Regions from separate parts of the Homo sapiens genome. Here regions 1, 2 and 3 are each linked to region 4. Evidence: chromatin contacts called from ENCODE Hi-C or POLR2A ChIA-PET data. All regions are on one chromosome and are shown on one strand. The core of a region is the stretch at or near the end of the contact, and the rest is flanking DNA. Distances in the headings are between cores, read along the strand shown.

Evidence for each region. Hi-C counts contacts between places; a loop is a spot of excess contacts on that map. ChIA-PET counts read pairs that join two places held with the same protein, here RNA polymerase II (POLR2A). Pooled maps may share reads with other maps.
Region 1: a loop to region 4 is called in a map of CD8-positive, alpha-beta T cell, with 23 times the contacts of the local background. The contact joins the promoter of RAP2A here to the promoter of ERCC5 in region 4. A Hi-C loop is called at or near these places in 3 of 168 maps with a recorded cell type or tissue (CD4-positive, alpha-beta memory T cell, CD8-positive, alpha-beta T cell and naive thymus-derived CD4-positive, alpha-beta T cell) and 15 of 50 pooled maps. POLR2A ChIA-PET finds 5 or more read pairs at or near these places in 6 of 52 experiments (CD4-positive, alpha-beta T cell, CD4-positive, alpha-beta memory T cell, CD8-positive, alpha-beta memory T cell and 3 more).
Region 2: a loop to region 4 is called in a map of naive thymus-derived CD4-positive, alpha-beta T cell, with 21 times the contacts of the local background. The contact joins the promoter of MBNL2 here to the promoter of ERCC5 in region 4. A Hi-C loop is called at or near these places in 2 of 168 maps with a recorded cell type or tissue (CD4-positive, alpha-beta memory T cell and naive thymus-derived CD4-positive, alpha-beta T cell) and 7 of 50 pooled maps. POLR2A ChIA-PET finds 5 or more read pairs at or near these places in 1 of 52 experiments (activated naive CD4-positive, alpha-beta T cell).
Region 3: a map of CD4-positive, alpha-beta memory T cell shows a loop between it and region 4 (27-fold over the local background). The contact joins the promoter of ING1 here to the promoter of ERCC5 in region 4. A Hi-C loop is called at or near these places in 2 of 168 maps with a recorded cell type or tissue (CD4-positive, alpha-beta memory T cell and naive thymus-derived CD4-positive, alpha-beta T cell) and 9 of 50 pooled maps. POLR2A ChIA-PET finds 5 or more read pairs at or near these places in 1 of 52 experiments (activated CD4-positive, alpha-beta memory T cell).

Annotation. Positions count from the first base shown.
Region 1 is chr13:97,431,757-97,435,460 of GRCh38, forward strand. It overlaps RAP2A (RAP2A, member of RAS oncogene family), which reads left to right and starts at 2,413. Exons shown (of 2, transcript NM_021033.7): 1 at 2,413-3,028. The coding sequence starts at 2,715. RefSeq lists enhancers at 1,510-1,649, 1,597-2,528, 1,800-1,929, 1,950-1,999 and silencers at 2,150-2,509, 2,530-2,589.
Region 2 is chr13:97,221,083-97,224,961 of GRCh38, forward strand. It overlaps MBNL2 (muscleblind like splicing regulator 2), which reads left to right and starts at 1,251. Exons shown (of 9, transcript NM_001382683.1): 1 at 1,251-1,449. RefSeq lists an enhancer at 1,273-1,332.
Region 3 is chr13:110,711,094-110,714,949 of GRCh38, forward strand. ING1 (inhibitor of growth family member 1) reads left to right here and starts at 2,607. Exons shown (of 2, transcript NM_198219.3): 1 at 2,607-3,192. The coding sequence starts at 3,057. It also overlaps a transcript of CARS2 not described here. RefSeq lists enhancers at 1,034-1,123, 1,724-1,773 and silencers at 1,264-1,603, 1,277-1,445, 2,444-2,793, 2,804-2,993, 3,154-3,443 and 2 more.
Region 4 is chr13:102,844,432-102,848,492 of GRCh38, forward strand. It overlaps ERCC5 (ERCC excision repair 5, endonuclease), which reads left to right and starts at 1,601. Exons shown (of 15, transcript NM_000123.4): 1 at 1,601-1,923. The coding sequence starts at 1,836. All of the region lies in intron 9 of BIVM-ERCC5 (BIVM-ERCC5 readthrough), which reads left to right. RefSeq lists enhancers at 531-1,355, 940-989, 1,200-1,989, 1,356-2,178 and a silencer at 2,340-2,389.

The DNA of each region.
Region 1 (3,704 bases), core at 1,163-3,662, 5.4 Mb before region 4:
GTCTTTCCTTGGAAAAGAAGTATAGCTTCTACTAACCCAAAGTAACCATGAATAAGCATACCAATTTTACACAAAATATGAGACTTCTGGAAAGCTAGGTGAACACCATACTTACCTACATCCTCTTGAAACATCCCTGCCAAAGTAGCTCAGATATGAAGCATCCATGTAAGCTCTTTCAATTTTAATTCACTATTTCATGTTAACTAGCCTAGGATGAAATAGTAGATCCTCTTCGGTTCCAGTTCCCTTAAAACAGTCCTGATTCTTAGTCCTTTTTATTAATATAATACCTTCACTGCTGATTCTGGTGGCTCAGATAGTACCATTCATATTTTAATGATATGTAATCAAGAAATGCTGAGTTATATTTTACTACATACACATTTTTAAATTCAGAGGACATTTGTCCTTGATAATTTTAAATGAAAACTTGGTGTGTGTTCATTACAGCAAGGTAATGCAAATATAAGTTATCCATTCTAATATAACGAAGCTATAGGGAAATAAGAAACTACTAAATTTGAGTAGTCTTTGTAGTAGTTTGACTATCGACAGAAAAGATGGTGAAAGAATACCTGGCTTTTAACTCAGACCAAAATCCCCTCTGCATGATGACCTTGTGGGAAAGAGGAACGGGGAGAGGTATGCCAGGCTCTAACAACAGAACTACAGAAACGTGTTATTCGCAGGAAATGTGCGACAGTAACGAACAGGTGAGACTAGTTTGAGAAGGACATAGTTTAAAGAAAGTAAACTGAATAACCAGTTACTGCAAAAAATAATGCAGGAAAGCTTGGGGATGTATCGTCTCCTAAATTTGACGTTATGGGTGGGAGAGGATGTGTAACTAAGATGCAATGCTAGCGACAGAACGCTAAGTTTTAAAACTCAATAGTGAAAGAAAAAAAATAATGTTTTGGGAGGAACGCCTGGAAGACCCATGCAACTGCTGCACGATGTTTCCTTAAGGACCGGAACATTTCTCACCCTGAAGACAAAAGTCCCTGTGTTCTCGATTCAGCCCACATCCCTCAGCACCATTTCCATGCCCATCATTTAGGCAGAATGCCACGGAGGCGACGTGAAAAGTGGAATTCATCATTCTGGCTTGCAACGCATCTTGTTCTTTTGCCAGAACAGGGCACAGCAACTGGCTCCTCAATCTCTGCCCCTCCCAAACCCCAGCAGCCGGTCCCTGTCTCCATCCCGCCGGCCTCGGTGGCAAGGGGCTCGCGAGCTCTGGTTGGCTTGGCCGAAGCTTCCGTCACTCGCCAGCTCACCTACGATTGGTTGGCAGAGCGTGCGCGAAGAGCCCCGCCTGGCAAGGCACTGGGAGGTGGGCTTGCGGATCCTACGACTAGCGTTTTTCTCGATTGGTTGAAGGAGTAAAGGCACGTGGTATGGGGGCGCTCTCTTATTGGTCGTGAATGGTACCTTGTGGTACAGAGACGTGATGTGGTTGGCTAGAATGAATCCCAGCTTCCCACTAGATGCCCCTAGCTGGCTGTTGCTATGAGGAGTCCAGGGCCTTCCGGCTGCCGTTCGGGATTCCGCTCTCCAGGTTTTCAACTCACCCGTGGCTGACAGGGCGTGGGAAGAGCTCGACTTCAGTTCGGCACCGAAAGGGGCGGGTCTAGAAGAAATGTGGGCGGGTCCAGAGGGTTGGTGGGCGGGACCCCGGCGACGTCAGCGGGCTTGGACCCGACTTCCGTGGTGTGTGGCCGCCTCTGACTCGCCCCTCTGGCGCGCTGCTAGAGGGGGGCGTCACCCTCCCATCAATGTCCTAACGCTCCAAAGCTTCATTTTGTTGCGTTTACACAACTTCAGTCAGAAGCCTGTAGGTGCCCCCCCCTTAAAGCTTCACATGCTAATACAAGATAAAACCAAAGCTCTAGGAGTGCTGACAGACTGGGTGGCATCGGACAAAGGCCCTCGCGGCCCCTCTTGGGCCTTGGGCATCTCTCCTTCACTCCCCGCCTCAGGATAAAGCTTGGAGGTAGCTCTAGCCCCTCTACCATCTCATCCCTTCCGAATTCTTAATGTCTCGGGAGTCTCAGGTTGACGCTGCTCCTGGCTTGGGCGGGAACTGCGCATGCTCGGTACACAGGCCCTGGGGTCTGACTGGGCGCGCTGGGTTCGGCGCTGCTCGGCGGTCGCGGTGCTTGTTTATCTCCGCGCGGGCAGAAGCTTCCGAGCCCCGCAAAGCCTCTCGGGAGCGCTCGCGGCCCGTCGCCTAGGGGGCGGGGGCGGGGCTGCGCCGCGGGCTCCGCCCCGGCCGCCGGACCCCGCCCCTGGCCGCGCTGCGGCTGGGGCTCGGGCGCGCGCTCGAGCGCTGGGGGTAGCGGCGGCGGCGGCGGCGGCGGCGGGCGGGGATCTGGGCGTGGAGGCGCGAGGGGCGGGGCGGGCGGCACTGCGGGCCCGCGGCTCGGGCGGCACCAGCGGCTCCCGGTCTCTCTCTCTGCTCGCCCTCAGTCCCACCCGGTGCCTACGGGGCCGCATCGCCGCCCGGCTCGGCCCGGCCCATGCCCAGGGCCGCTGCTCCCTCAGTTGCCGCCGCCGCCGCCGGCGCCCAGGGGGCCGCCGCGGCTGTGAGGTGGGGGCGGCAGCGGGAGGCGGCGGGGCGGGCCGCCGGGGCCGGGGCTGGGGGCGCAGCGCGGCCGGCGTAGGTCTATGTCGCGGGCGGCGGCGGCGGCGGCGGCCGCGGAGGGACGATGCGCGAGTACAAAGTGGTGGTGCTGGGCTCGGGCGGGGTAGGCAAATCCGCCCTGACCGTGCAGTTCGTGACCGGCACCTTCATCGAGAAATACGACCCCACCATCGAGGACTTCTACCGCAAGGAGATCGAGGTGGATTCGTCGCCGTCGGTGCTGGAGATCCTGGACACGGCGGGCACCGAGCAGTTCGCGTCCATGCGGGACCTGTACATCAAGAACGGCCAGGGCTTCATCCTCGTCTACAGCCTCGTCAACCAGCAGAGCTTCCAGGACATCAAGCCCATGCGGGACCAGATCATCCGCGTGAAGCGGTGAGCGAGGGCACACGGGGGCTTGGCGGCTGCACCCCGGAGTCACCGTCCCGGGGCTGGAACTCCCCGCGCGGGGCTCCGGGGAAGGGGCTTTCTGGGGGGTGGCTCCAAGCTGGAGGCTTTACTATTGTCATTCTGCTCCTCCTCCTCAATCTCAAATTTGAGTGCTTTGTTTCACAACTAAAATTTGGCATCGTGTTAGCCCACAGAACAGCTCTTTGTCTCTTGGACGTTGTTAGCATTGCTTGTTACAGAGCCCCCAAGGAAACAAAGTTTAAAACTTGCAGGGGGGAAAGGGGTGGATAGATTTGTCTTGGGAAGAGAGGAACTGTGCAGGTATAGTCGAGACATTTGCAGACTGAACAACAACAATCTGCCTTGGCAATGTTTGACAGTAAAAATCGCTCACACACCTATACAGTAAAGTCAAGTCCAGAGGAAGGAGACCTTTCTCATCTCGTTAAAGGTTTATGGTTCCAAGGCGTTTTACAAAAATTAAGTCTCTAATTTAGTGCAAAACTTTAAAGACAGATTATTAAATTATTTGAAGACATCATAAGCTAAATGGGGTTTCGAGAATATTAACAGAGGAGTACAAATAAGCCATTCACAGGAAAAGAATGCAGCTTAACTGTTTGTTTTTGTTTTTTTGTTTTTAATATAGCCGCCTTAACCC
Region 2 (3,879 bases), core at 1-2,500, 5.6 Mb before region 4:
TTATGTTTTTAAGATGCAATGGCAAAATAAAAAGAAAGCATTCCATTGCATTCTGTTGCTTCATTACAGATGCGCTGAACAGTTGCTTATAAAAATCGTGCATTGGGTTCAACCTTTCAGATGAATAAAGGCTTTGTTCTGTCTTGGTCTCATCATGTAATCATCATACTTTTTTTTTCTCAAAATGTGGTATTTAGGGGAGGAAAATGTATGCTTGTTGTGTTTGCTCAATGCCATATGTTTTTGAGTTTTTGTTTTCAAGGCATACAGAAATGCTGTAGACTGGGAAATAAATAAATAAATAAATAAATAAATAACCCTTCCTAAACTTTCTCTTCTTCTGCTTTATCTCAGGAAACTCCAGCACCTCCTAGAACATCTTTTGTGGAATGGCACCTCATGGGGGCCCTTGGATCATGTACCCCTTGTATTCAACAGTAAACATCTTCCTATAATCATTGCTTCATTAACGATAATGTGAGCCAATGCACAGTATTTATCAAATGGCATCTAAGATGGTTAAAGCACACCTAATCCTCTCGTGGGTGCCTGCCAAGAGTAGAAAAGGGTAGTGTATAGATATCAATTTTATTGTCCAGCATTCCCTAATCGAAGTCCCAAGTGGTCTGAAAACTTAGACGAAAGATAAATGGGCCGCAGTAATTAACCACTGCAATAACAGATGTTATACAGGAAACCTGTGTGTGCCAGAGCTATAAGCATGTTTTGATTTTGAATACGCACTTGGGCTAGCACATTCTTCCTCAATAATGGAAATATGTAAATGTTTTGTAAGGTATTAACTGCCATGGCAGACGTTGAATTATTTTTCCTTTAAAAAACATATACATATGCTTTGTCAGATAGTCCAAGGACTTCAGTTTCATGTACAACCTGGATTTCTTTGGAATCTGCGGAGTTTCACATTTTCCCAAGTGTTCACGGTGAAGCTCCTGGCTTCGAGCTGGCTGTCTTCAAGGGTGTTTTCTTGAGCTACCCCTCTCTCTGCTCTGCCAATTATGTGCCACTTTGTCTTGGTGCTATGATTGCTTTCTTCTGAGAGGGAAATTCCTCTTTCATCAGTATGGATGCACTGTTTTTACACACTGCAAGTGCTGTGTTACTGTGTCAGTCATCCTATTAGGGCCAGTTTCAGACGAGTAGGGCTGACGAGCTGGCTGGGGATTGGCTGGCCCCGGCTGGGAGGGATTTGTCGGAAGGAAGGGCTGCAGCTTACAGCAACAGAGTTTAGACTGTCTTTGCTTCATCATCTGAAGGTAAAATTTTCCAGATACGGCAGACGGCTTTCAGAGTACAATAAACAGGGAATGAGAACTATTTACATGGAAGTTTCTTTCTCATGATGCGGTGGAGAAGCCTCGGCCACTTGGTTCTGCCAGATGTTCCTGGGGTTACTGTAAATGGGAAGGACAGGCAGAGCTAAACAAGGTAGGAGAATCGCCCCCCTTTTTTGAATGTTTAAAGAGTTTGCTGCAGTATGCTGCATTCCATGTGTGCTGCTTACGGGAGCCAGGGAAACTGGATTCCACTAATTCAATTGTAATACTTGCGGGGGACCCTGGAGTTTTACGTAACATTTTGATTTGAGAAAAAGAAATGGCAAAGCTTGAATCTATGCCGCCTGTTTGGGGTGAGGCAAGAAATCGAGTTTTTATGCAAAGAATCGATTCATTTATTATATTATTTTTTAAAAACCATTTGAATTCTTTGGAGCAATCTTATTTTCTTGCTGTGAAAAATTGTTATATTGCCATAGCTAGTTCCCAAATAGATAAAGTTTACATGGATCCTATTATTTGAAAACAGACTTGCAATTAAGGATTAAAAAAAAATTCATGGTAAATAATCATCGGTTGAATGTTTGGCCAAACGTATGTGTCTATTTATTAAAAATTAGGGACCTACCTAGCTCTACAATGCTACAGCTTTAATTGAGTTTCAAAAGCACATTTTAAACAACCTAGCAAGAGGTAGCTTTCTGGCAAGTTTTCGATACTGTAGTTCAATGTTTACATTTCTTTTCCTGGCATGTCTGAGCCTTTGTTTCCAGCTTAAAAGTGGAACCATTATATTCAAAAGTAAAGCTGGGTTAATAATGCTTACTGCAATTATCTGATCTTTATGCATTTTTAATGAGAACACACAGCCAGCAGAATAATTTAATGAGGGCAGGCTAGCTTTTAAAGCTGTGTTTTCACTATGCCGAACCATATCAACTTTCTCGCTGAGAAGCAGCAGTGAGAAATGATGGAGAAGATTTATTTTTAACACACTTGGCCCAGGAGAAGGAAAGGATATATTTGCTAAAGAATTCTTTCTGCCCTTTTCCGTTTTAAATTTCTGCCAGGCATGAGGAAACTGTGCTTTTTTGTTAGGCCTCGGAAGCATGTGTTTACAATAAATGTGTAACATTTTTAGAATAGTTAGCAAGCACTGAAGCGAAGAAAAAAATCTGACTTGCCTAACCACCACCACCTTGAATGTTCTACAAGAAACATTACTGTCCCTTTAAAAGACAAAGGTTAAGTGGAAAGCTATTTGTTAATTGGGTAATGTGTGTGTTTTGGGGACAATAAGGTTTTTAAAAAAGGCAGGGGGAACATTCTTATAATCTTTAAATAAGAGGAAGTTTCTTCAGCTATCCTACTTGTTTTGCAAGGAGCAGTAGAACTACTCATTTAAATAAGGGCAATGCCACGTAGATTCTTCTAGACCCACTGTTTTTACTTTCAAGGAGAAGTGCAGGACACTAGCCCAGAACTTCTGACGTCATCCCCCAACTATTTCTGCTGTGTGTTCCTTTATTCGAGCTTGTGGAGAGGAATATTTCTTTATGTCCTGGCCAGGAACATTCTAACTCCCCACTGGCAGGACTTAAGTTATGTCTTTATATTTTCGCCTGTCTTTTGTAAATTGTAAACCTGTCCCCTCATAAATAGGGCATCTTCTTGTACCTGCCACATGTCGGGCCGGTCAGCACAGGTTTTCTGCAGGGCTTCTGGCTGGGCTGGCAAAAAGCAGCAGGGAGCAGGGCAAAGCTTTTTTTCTGGCCTGACTCCCCCTTGGTGCAGCCCAGCGCTGCCACCTGGGTGGATGGTCCCCGGGGCCCTATTCCCAGTTGCTCCAGAGCCACTATTTAGGATCCAGGTTGTGCCACCAAGTTCAAGGCTGGTTGTGATGGTGAGAACAGCTGCTTTCATAGAAAAATCATCATGTCCTAGCACAGATGGCCCCAAGCAGGGGAAGTACAATACTGCAGGCTGCAAATCCATGTCACAGGTGGCAACCTTGGTCACAGAGATCGGGGGAAGGGTAATGTTTACAAAGGAACCTTTTAAAAAAGATTTTGACTGGAGCACATTGGAGTTCTCGGGAGTTCCCAAAGCTAATTTGTGTCTCCTCTCTGACTACTCACGTAGTTTTGAGCAAGTGCCTACCTTGATTTTTCTGTCTTTTAATAGAATTGAATCATACTTGCTACACTTTCCCTCATCATTTAGCATTTTGAGACCTTGACCTTTTACCAAAAAAAAAAAAAAAAAAAAAAAAGTTGTTTGTCTCTTGGCACATTGAGCTATTTAAAGTACAAAGGGATAAAACCTCGGTATTAAGAAACTGTTGGCAAACACCTTAGAGTATTAAGATACATAGTCATATACACAAAACCCTTCACTCTACTTTGTGCTCATGTAAATTTTTTAGGGATACTTTTTCTTAGTTCAACAAATGAAATTTCCAAGGAAATCAAAGCGTTGTTGTTTGCATTTTTTCCATCGATCTAATCTAATATACTAGAAGCTCTGCAAAGCACACTATTCTGGCCACAGGCCTTGTAGTGCCCAAAACATTTAATGCTGT
Region 3 (3,856 bases), core at 1,357-3,856, 7.9 Mb after region 4:
TTTTAAATTACTTATATGCTTTTTGAGGGAAAGGCGTAATTTTCCTTATTCAACTTTGTACTCCCTCTATACTCTGTATTCGACATAATGTTTGTTTCCACATAATGTTATCTTGTCGTAGTCTTTTTTTCTCTTTTTTTCCGGAGATAGTCTTGCTCTGTCGCCCAGGCTGGAGTGCAGTGGCACAATCTCGGCTCACTGCAACCTCCCCTCCTAGGTTCAAGTGATTCTGTCTCAGCCTCCCCAATAGCTGGGACTACAGGCACGCGCCACCATGCCCTGCTAATTTTTTGTATTTTTAGTAGAGACAGGGTTTCACCATGTTGCCCAAGCTGGTCCCGAACTCCTGATCTCAGGCAATTCGCCCGCCTCGGCCTCCCAAAGTGGTAGGATTACAGGCGTGAGCCACCGCGTCCGGCCAAGTGTTATAGTCTTTTGTGCAGACCAAGTAGTGGCCAATAAATCTTGTAGAAACTAAAGTACTCATTTGCTTTTAACTAGGCCAAGACTAGAATAGCGTGATCTGTAAGTAAAATAACAGCCATTTCCCCAAATATCAAAGCCAAAGCTCTCCTGCTGTGTAGGTGAGATGAAGGGGCTTAAAAGTGAAGATTAAATCCACTTCAAAGTGTAAAGAGTATCCATCCATTTATCATTGCAGCAACGTTGCAACGTGAACAATCCGATTCCAAATACAAAACAGCTTAATTCAGTCTCTTTGCCGTACTCACATCCATAGCACAAAATACCCGGCAGGGCCCTGGAATGAGCACCACTGCGGTTAATAATCTACTCTATAAATACTGGACGAATCCAAATTTTTACTGGATTACACAGAATACGTTTTTAAAAAATCCAAAGAGTTTTAGATGTTACAACAGGGTTCCATCAAATACCACGTTTCCAAATCTTACCACCAGAATGTGTATCCATTTCAACTGCAATTATTTTGTGTCTAAAACTGTGTACTCTGCTTTGCAACAGGATAAACCCGGTGGATAAAAGCTGAAATCCGACCCTGTCCTAATTAAGAGGCTAAGAAAAATGGAGAACCGCGCTGGCGTGGAGTTGATACAGAAACACTGCAAGGGCTGGGGACAGGGCTTAGTTCGTGGAATACACAGGCAGCACCACCAACCCGGCTCTCCGGAAAAGAGAAAGTCCAGTGAGAAAGGTGAAAACTGACAAGGCACCGTTCTCCGACTTGCTGAAAAAAAGACAATGCAAATAGAGCAGGGTCCAAGGCGGAAGAAAATCAGAGAAAAGCAGGCAGCCAAGCGTGGCGAACACAGCTCTCGGGGCCACCCCGGAGGGGACCCGCGGCGGCCGCAGCGGGGCGGAGGCCGAAGCCGAGGCCGCCCCGGAACCAGAGAGCCAGGCGGGAAGTGCACAAAGGCACGAGGCCACGCCCAGGAGGGGCGGGCCCTTTGGCCGGAAGGGGGGGGGCCGGCGCGCGGGGCCGGTCGCCTAGGCAACGGGCTCGCGTGGCGTCCAGGCTTCTCAGAAAGCCCAAAATCCGGGAGCTTTGGGAGGGTAGAGGGGCGACGCGGGGGAGGGCGGTCCGGGGAGCTGAATGGCCTCAGGACGCCGGCCGACCGGGTGTCTGCATACTGTGGGCGGCCTTTCCAAGTGTGGGGAGCGGCCTCCGAGAACGGTGTCCATGACACAGGGCGGGAAGAGATAAGGCCTAGGGAAGGCGCCCCTCGGGCCTATCCACCTCTTCTGGGGCTCGGCACTAGGAAGCAGCTTCCCTCTCAGGCCCCTTTGTCTCCAAGCCGTTCCAAACTGAGTACCGGGAGACGACACAAAGGGAGGGCGGTGACGGATGGCGCAGGCGCGGGAGCCGCCTAGGCTGCTGGGAGTGGTGGTCCGGCCGCGGAATGGGTAGGTCTCCCGCGCACTCTGCGGCCGCAGCTCAAAGGACACCGAGAGGGTGCCAGTGCGCATGCGCCGCCACTTCCGCCCGTGCCCGGCCCTCCCCTTCCTTCCGCCTCCCGGAGGACTTGGGTTTCTAGTAGTAAGAGTCCGGGGGGCATTACTCACGGTCTCCCCGCCTCCTCTTCATCGTGATTGGGCTGTCAAAGTGATGTTGGCAAGTAGATTGGCTACTGCGGTTGCCAGTTCTGTTTCGGGCCCTACTTATACTGCTCTGTGGGGCGGGGACGAAGAGTCAGGGGCTGAGGAGCGAGTTGCGGTAGTTGCTGTGTACCATGGTCTCGGAGGTTTCTGTCCCGCGGCCCGTTAGGTCCTGGTCGGGTTTTCAGCGAAGCAGGCCGCTCCCCTGCGTTTCCCAGCGGGCGTGCTGTGCCGCCCAACAGGCTCTGCCTCCAAGTGCCAAAAACTCCTAGTAAAGTTTGCGCCTCGCCCGCCGTCCACACCCCAGCGGCCCTGACGCTGTCCCCTCCGCGACCCTCGCCTCTGGAAAAAGTGACAGGCAAGGCCACGCCCCCGCGAGGGCCGGCCTGGAGCCCGCAGCCCCCAGGGCCTGGGACGGTGAGGGGCGTGAATGCGGCGGGGGGCGGGGCCGTTGCCGGGGGAGGGGGCCGGGGCGCATGCGCGCTGCGCAGCGGGGCTGAATGTTTCCCAAGTGTTTGAAACTGGTATTTGGGTTTTCCACGTTGGACAAGTGCGGCTCGGCGGCCAGCGGAGCGCGCCCCTTCCCGCTGCCCGCTCCGCTCCTCTCTTCTACCCAGCCCAGTGGGCGAGTGGGCAGCGGCGGCCGCGGCGCTGGGCCCTCTCCCGCCGGTGTGTGCGCGCTCGTACGCGCGGCCCCCGGCGCCAGCCCCGCCGCCTGAGAGGGGGCCTGCGCCGCCGGCCGGGGCGTGCGCCCGGGAGCCACCGCCACCGCGGCCCGCGCCCTCAGGCGCTGGGGTCCCCGCGGACCCGGAGGCGGCGGACGGGCTCGGCAGATGTAGCCGCCGGGCCGAAGCAGGAGCCGGCGGGGGGGCGCCGGGAGAGCGAGGGCTTTGCATTTTGCAGTGCTATTTTTTGAGGGGGGCGGGGGGTGGAGGAAGCGGAAAGCCGCGCCGAGTCGCCGGGGACCTCCGGGGTGAACCATGTTGAGTCCTGCCAACGGGGAGCAGCTCCACCTGGTGAACTATGTGGAGGACTACCTGGACTCCATCGAGTCCCTGCCTTTCGACTTGCAGAGAAATGTCTCGCTGATGCGGGAGATCGACGCGAAATACCAAGGTACGGCCGGGTGATGGATGGGCGGGGGCGGCCGCCTCCTTCCCGGCGGGTCCGGGCGCGCCGCGGAGCCGGGCCGGTCCTGCCGTGGACCGGAGGAAGCGGCCGGCTCCGCAGCGGCGGCCCTCGGCAGGGGCAGGAACAAAAGGTCTGGAGCGCCTTTGATTCGCCAAGGTCCTTGTGTGCAAAGCCCGGGACACGGAGGAGGAAGGAGGCGCGAGAGGTCTCGCTGCAAGGCTGCGCGACCAAAGCGCTCTTTGTAGTGAAGTGATGAGGCGGGTGCTGCGGGGGAGGGGGCGGCGGGTCCAAGCCGCGTCCTCTAGGAGGGGGTGCAGATTACGGCGCGAGATGGAGGGATGTGCCGGCGCCTGGGGCTATAGGGCGCCGAGACGGGGCTGCAGGAGGAGGGCGGCTGTGGGCCGGGGTTCCCGCGGACCCGGTGCCTCGGTCCCGGGCAACGCCGTTCCTCTGGCCCTTCTTCGTCGCCCCCCACTCAGTCCCGAATCTGAGTGTTACATAAAGTACCGGGTAGTACTCCGCTCGGGGTAGGTCGGCCGCCCCCGCCCAGCCCCCTCCGGCCCTCACTTGGAGCTGGACACCGAGTAGGGGCCGACTGCGAGGGGCGACGCCGCCGGTTGTAGTTTGCGGAGGACGAGGGCTTTTCTCT
Region 4 (4,061 bases), core at 351-2,850:
TCACTGAGTTTAAATTTCGTTCCAATTTGAACAAATATGGATGCTAATACTATCCTTTATAGTTACTAGTGCTAAGTGCGTTGCATGTAACACCTTGAATACTTACTGAAGTCTGCAAGGTTGGTTTTATGCCCTGATTACTGATGGAGACACAAATTCTGAACAACTGTGACTTCAGGGATGCTAAACACCATAGTGAGGCACGATGCGGGGATTTGAATCTTGGCCTGAGGGTTCCAGAGCTGTGGCCTTTTCTGGGGTTACTCTGTTAATTGATTTCTAGTCCTTTCTGATCTACAAGCCGCGGCATTATAACTTTTAGATGCTGAAGAAAACTAAACTATATGTCAAGGATTAAGGCTTGTGAACCCCCAAAATTTGGGACAGGTCTCAGTTAATTTAGAAAGTTTATTTTGCCAACGTTAAGGACGCGCAGCTGTGACACAGCCCCAGGAAGTCCAGATGACATGTGCCCAAGGTGGTTGGGGCACAGATTGGTTTTATACATTTTAGGGAGACAGGAGACATCAATCAACATATGTAAGTACACTGGTTCCTTCCAGAAAGGTGGGGACAACTCGGAAGCAGGAAGGGCTTCTAGGTCACAGGTAGATGAGAGACAAAAGGCTGCATACGAGTTTCTGATAAGCCTTTCCAAAGGAGACAATCAGAATATGCATCTATCTCAGTGAGCAGAAGGATGACTGACTAGAATGGGAGGCAGGTTTTGCCCTGAGCAGTTCCCAGCTTGACTTTTCCCTTTTGCTTAGTAATTTTGGGACCCTAACATTTTCACAGGCTTTAAATTTTATTATTCTTTAGTTACTACGTGCTAGCATATAAATAAATAGTACAAAACCAAGAAGGCATCCACCTTTTGGTTGTCTCTTCACGTGTAAAACAACACTTTGTGTTAAGTATCTTCACACACGGCGGCGCAAAGGTAGAAACCGATACTAAAAAAGCGTGTAGAAAATAGTTCCCAGCCTGGGCAACACAGGGAGACCTCATTTCTACAAAAATAATTCGCCAAGCATAGTGGTGCGCACCTGCGGTCCCAGCTACTTGAGAGGCTGAGATGGGAAAGTTGCTTGAGCTCGGGCAGCAGGAGTTCCAGGCTGCAGTGAGCTAAGAATGCGCCACTGGACTCCAGTATGGGCGACAGCGTGAGACCCTGTCTCAAACAAAAACAAAAGCCCGTTACTCCACCAAGAAGGCGCTTTTGCACATTGTTTTAATGCTTAACGCCTTCAGGATGCCAGCGTGACGGAAGCAAGTAACCACCAAGGCATCACCACTGGCGCTAAACTTCTCACTTCCGGAGTGCTGCAAGCGCAGAAAATATACGTCATGTGCGGAGGCGGAGCTTCCGCCCTGCGCGTCGTATTAGACGGAAACCGAGCGGGCCCATTTTTCATGGGTTTGCGGACCCACCAGCGAAGGCGGGAGGTGTCGCAGGGACATCTTCTGGCTGTTTCCGTCGCCTGCGTGGCCCTTGCACCCCGGTCTTCCATTAGCGGCGCAGACGTTTGGGCCTAAGCGCTGGGCGAGGCGAGGCCCTGCCCCTCCCCGCCAACGGCCATTCTCTGGACCTGTCTTTCTTCCGGGAGGCGGTGACAGCTGCTGAGACGTGTTGCAGCCAGAGTCTCTCCGCTTTAATGCGCTCCCATTAGTGCCGTCCCCCACTGGAAAACCGTGGCTTCTGTATTATTTGCCATCTTTGTTGTGTAGGAGCAGGGAGGGCTTCCTCCCGGGGTCCTAGGCGGCGGTGCAGTCCGTCGTAGAAGAATTAGAGTAGAAGTTGTCGGGGTCCGCTCTTAGGACGCAGCCGCCTCATGGGGGTCCAGGGGCTCTGGAAGCTGCTGGAGTGCTCCGGGCGGCAGGTCAGCCCCGAAGCGCTGGAAGGGAAGATCCTGGCTGTTGGTATCCTTAACGCCGCGTTGGGACTTGGGGTGCAGGGATTCGGGGCTGGATTCCTCGCGGGGCTCTGCCTTGGGCACAGTGGCATCTGCAGGATGATGGTCTTGGGTCGGGGTCGGGGTCGCTATAGAATCTCTGTCACTAGGTTTTCTAAGTACAGTCGTCCCTCGGTATCCCCGGGGCTTTGGTTCCAGCCCCTCCTCCGTATACCACGATGTTCAAGTTCCTTCAACTCCCTTATATAATGGCGTGGTATTTGCATATAAACTACCCACTTCCGTAATCTTTTAAATCGTTTCTAGCTTACTTGTAATGCCGAATGCAATGTAAGTGATCTGTAAATAGTTGTTATACTGTATTTTAAAATTTTTTGTAGTTTTTATTGGTATGTTTTATTTATTTATTTTTTTCCATCGCAAATATTTTTGATCCGTGGTAGGTTGATTGCGGAATCGGGTGATGAGGCGGGCCGCCCTGTCTGCTTTCCCCAGCTTTGCAGTCTTAGCGGCCTGTGCATCCTGGTTTGTCACTTTGTGGCAGTGCTTTATGTTCCTCTCTGCCTTAGTTCTCTCATCTGCAAAGTAGAGGTGGTGATAGTATCTACACACAGGATTGGAATGAGGAATAAAGAAATTGCCTACATGAGAGAAGTTTAGTGCGATTAATACAGTAAATCTTAAAGTTATTATCCTGTCCGGGAGGTCAGTAAGGAGAGCAGAGTAGACTTCGACGATTAGTTTTGCTTGAGTCTTGCCCCATTTATGTTTCTTAGAGGAAGGATAGTGTGGACAGGTGTTTTACCCATTTTTTAAATTGACTTTTTAAGGACTATTGTTTCTGTACATGTTTGGCTGGTTTTGTTTGTCATTGGAATTAAATTCTTTTTTCATTAGCAAAACGTGATACTGCTTTTGAAATTTTTATCTTTTTCTTTGTTATGTAGTCATTTTTTTTTTTTTTTTGAGTATCTATTCTGGCTCAGAATCTGGTGATACCTTACACCAATTTCCTAAATGGGGATCTATGAGTCTAGGGGCTCGTGGGCTTGTGGAAAGAGTCCTGTAAATGATTGCGGGGGGATTGGGGACGGGAAATGGAGTGCAAGAGTGTGTGGGCGTTCAGCAAAGGAATCCCTGACTGTGGAGCCCTAATTCTTCAGTAGGTACAAAACTTATAAATAAAACGACATTGATAAGTTTTAAAACATAATGAGATTATCATTTTTTGCAAGTGAATAATCTTTAAATAAATCTGTAATTGATTTTTGGCTTAAAAGTTTTTATACAGGGTACTTTGAATTGGGGAAAGCCAAAGGATTTTTGTTTTGTTTTGTTTTGTTTTTTGTTTTTTAGAGCACATGCGCTGTTGCTGCCCTCAAGCTGTTGCTTAGTATCATTGCAGTCTAAAGATTTTCTCAGAAATAAAGGGTAAAGGTTAGTTTTCAGTGACAAGAACCCTTAAAACTTCAGCAAAGATTTAGATCATTTTATGTAGCAGCCCTTGTGAAGAATTACTAAAGAGGACTGTGGCCAGGCTCAGTGGCTTACGCCTGTCATCCCAGCACTTTGGGAGGTCAAGGCAGGAGGATCATTTGAGCCCAGGAGTTCAAGACCAGCCTGGGCAACATAGTGAACCCCTGTCTACACACAGTCAAAAAATTAGCTGGACGTGGTGGCCTGCACCTTTGGTCCCAGCTACACGGAAGGCTGAGGCAGGAAGATTGCTTGGGCCCAGGCGGTCAAGGCTGCAATGAGCCGTGTTCATGTCTGTCTCTGAATAAATAAATAAAAAGGACTGTGAAAGACATTCTAGTCATGACAACCTCATATATTTATAATAAACTCGTTTATGTCAAAGGAGTATATCTGATTACTTGTTCTACAATCGGTTTTGCTTTATTTCATTTTCACGGGAATTCAGACACCTGAAATTATTTAGATTTTATTGTATTGTTTGTTAATGACAAACTTACCCGTTATTATACTAGTTTCATAATTTACTCTTGTATCTCTATACTAAATTGTTTGGTCTTTAAACCATCTATATAGCTTAGTGTCTTATTTATACAGTCTAAATGTCTGTGTCAAATAATGCAGAAGTAAGTTAAACTTTTGTCTCTTATAGATTTTAATGTTTGTAAT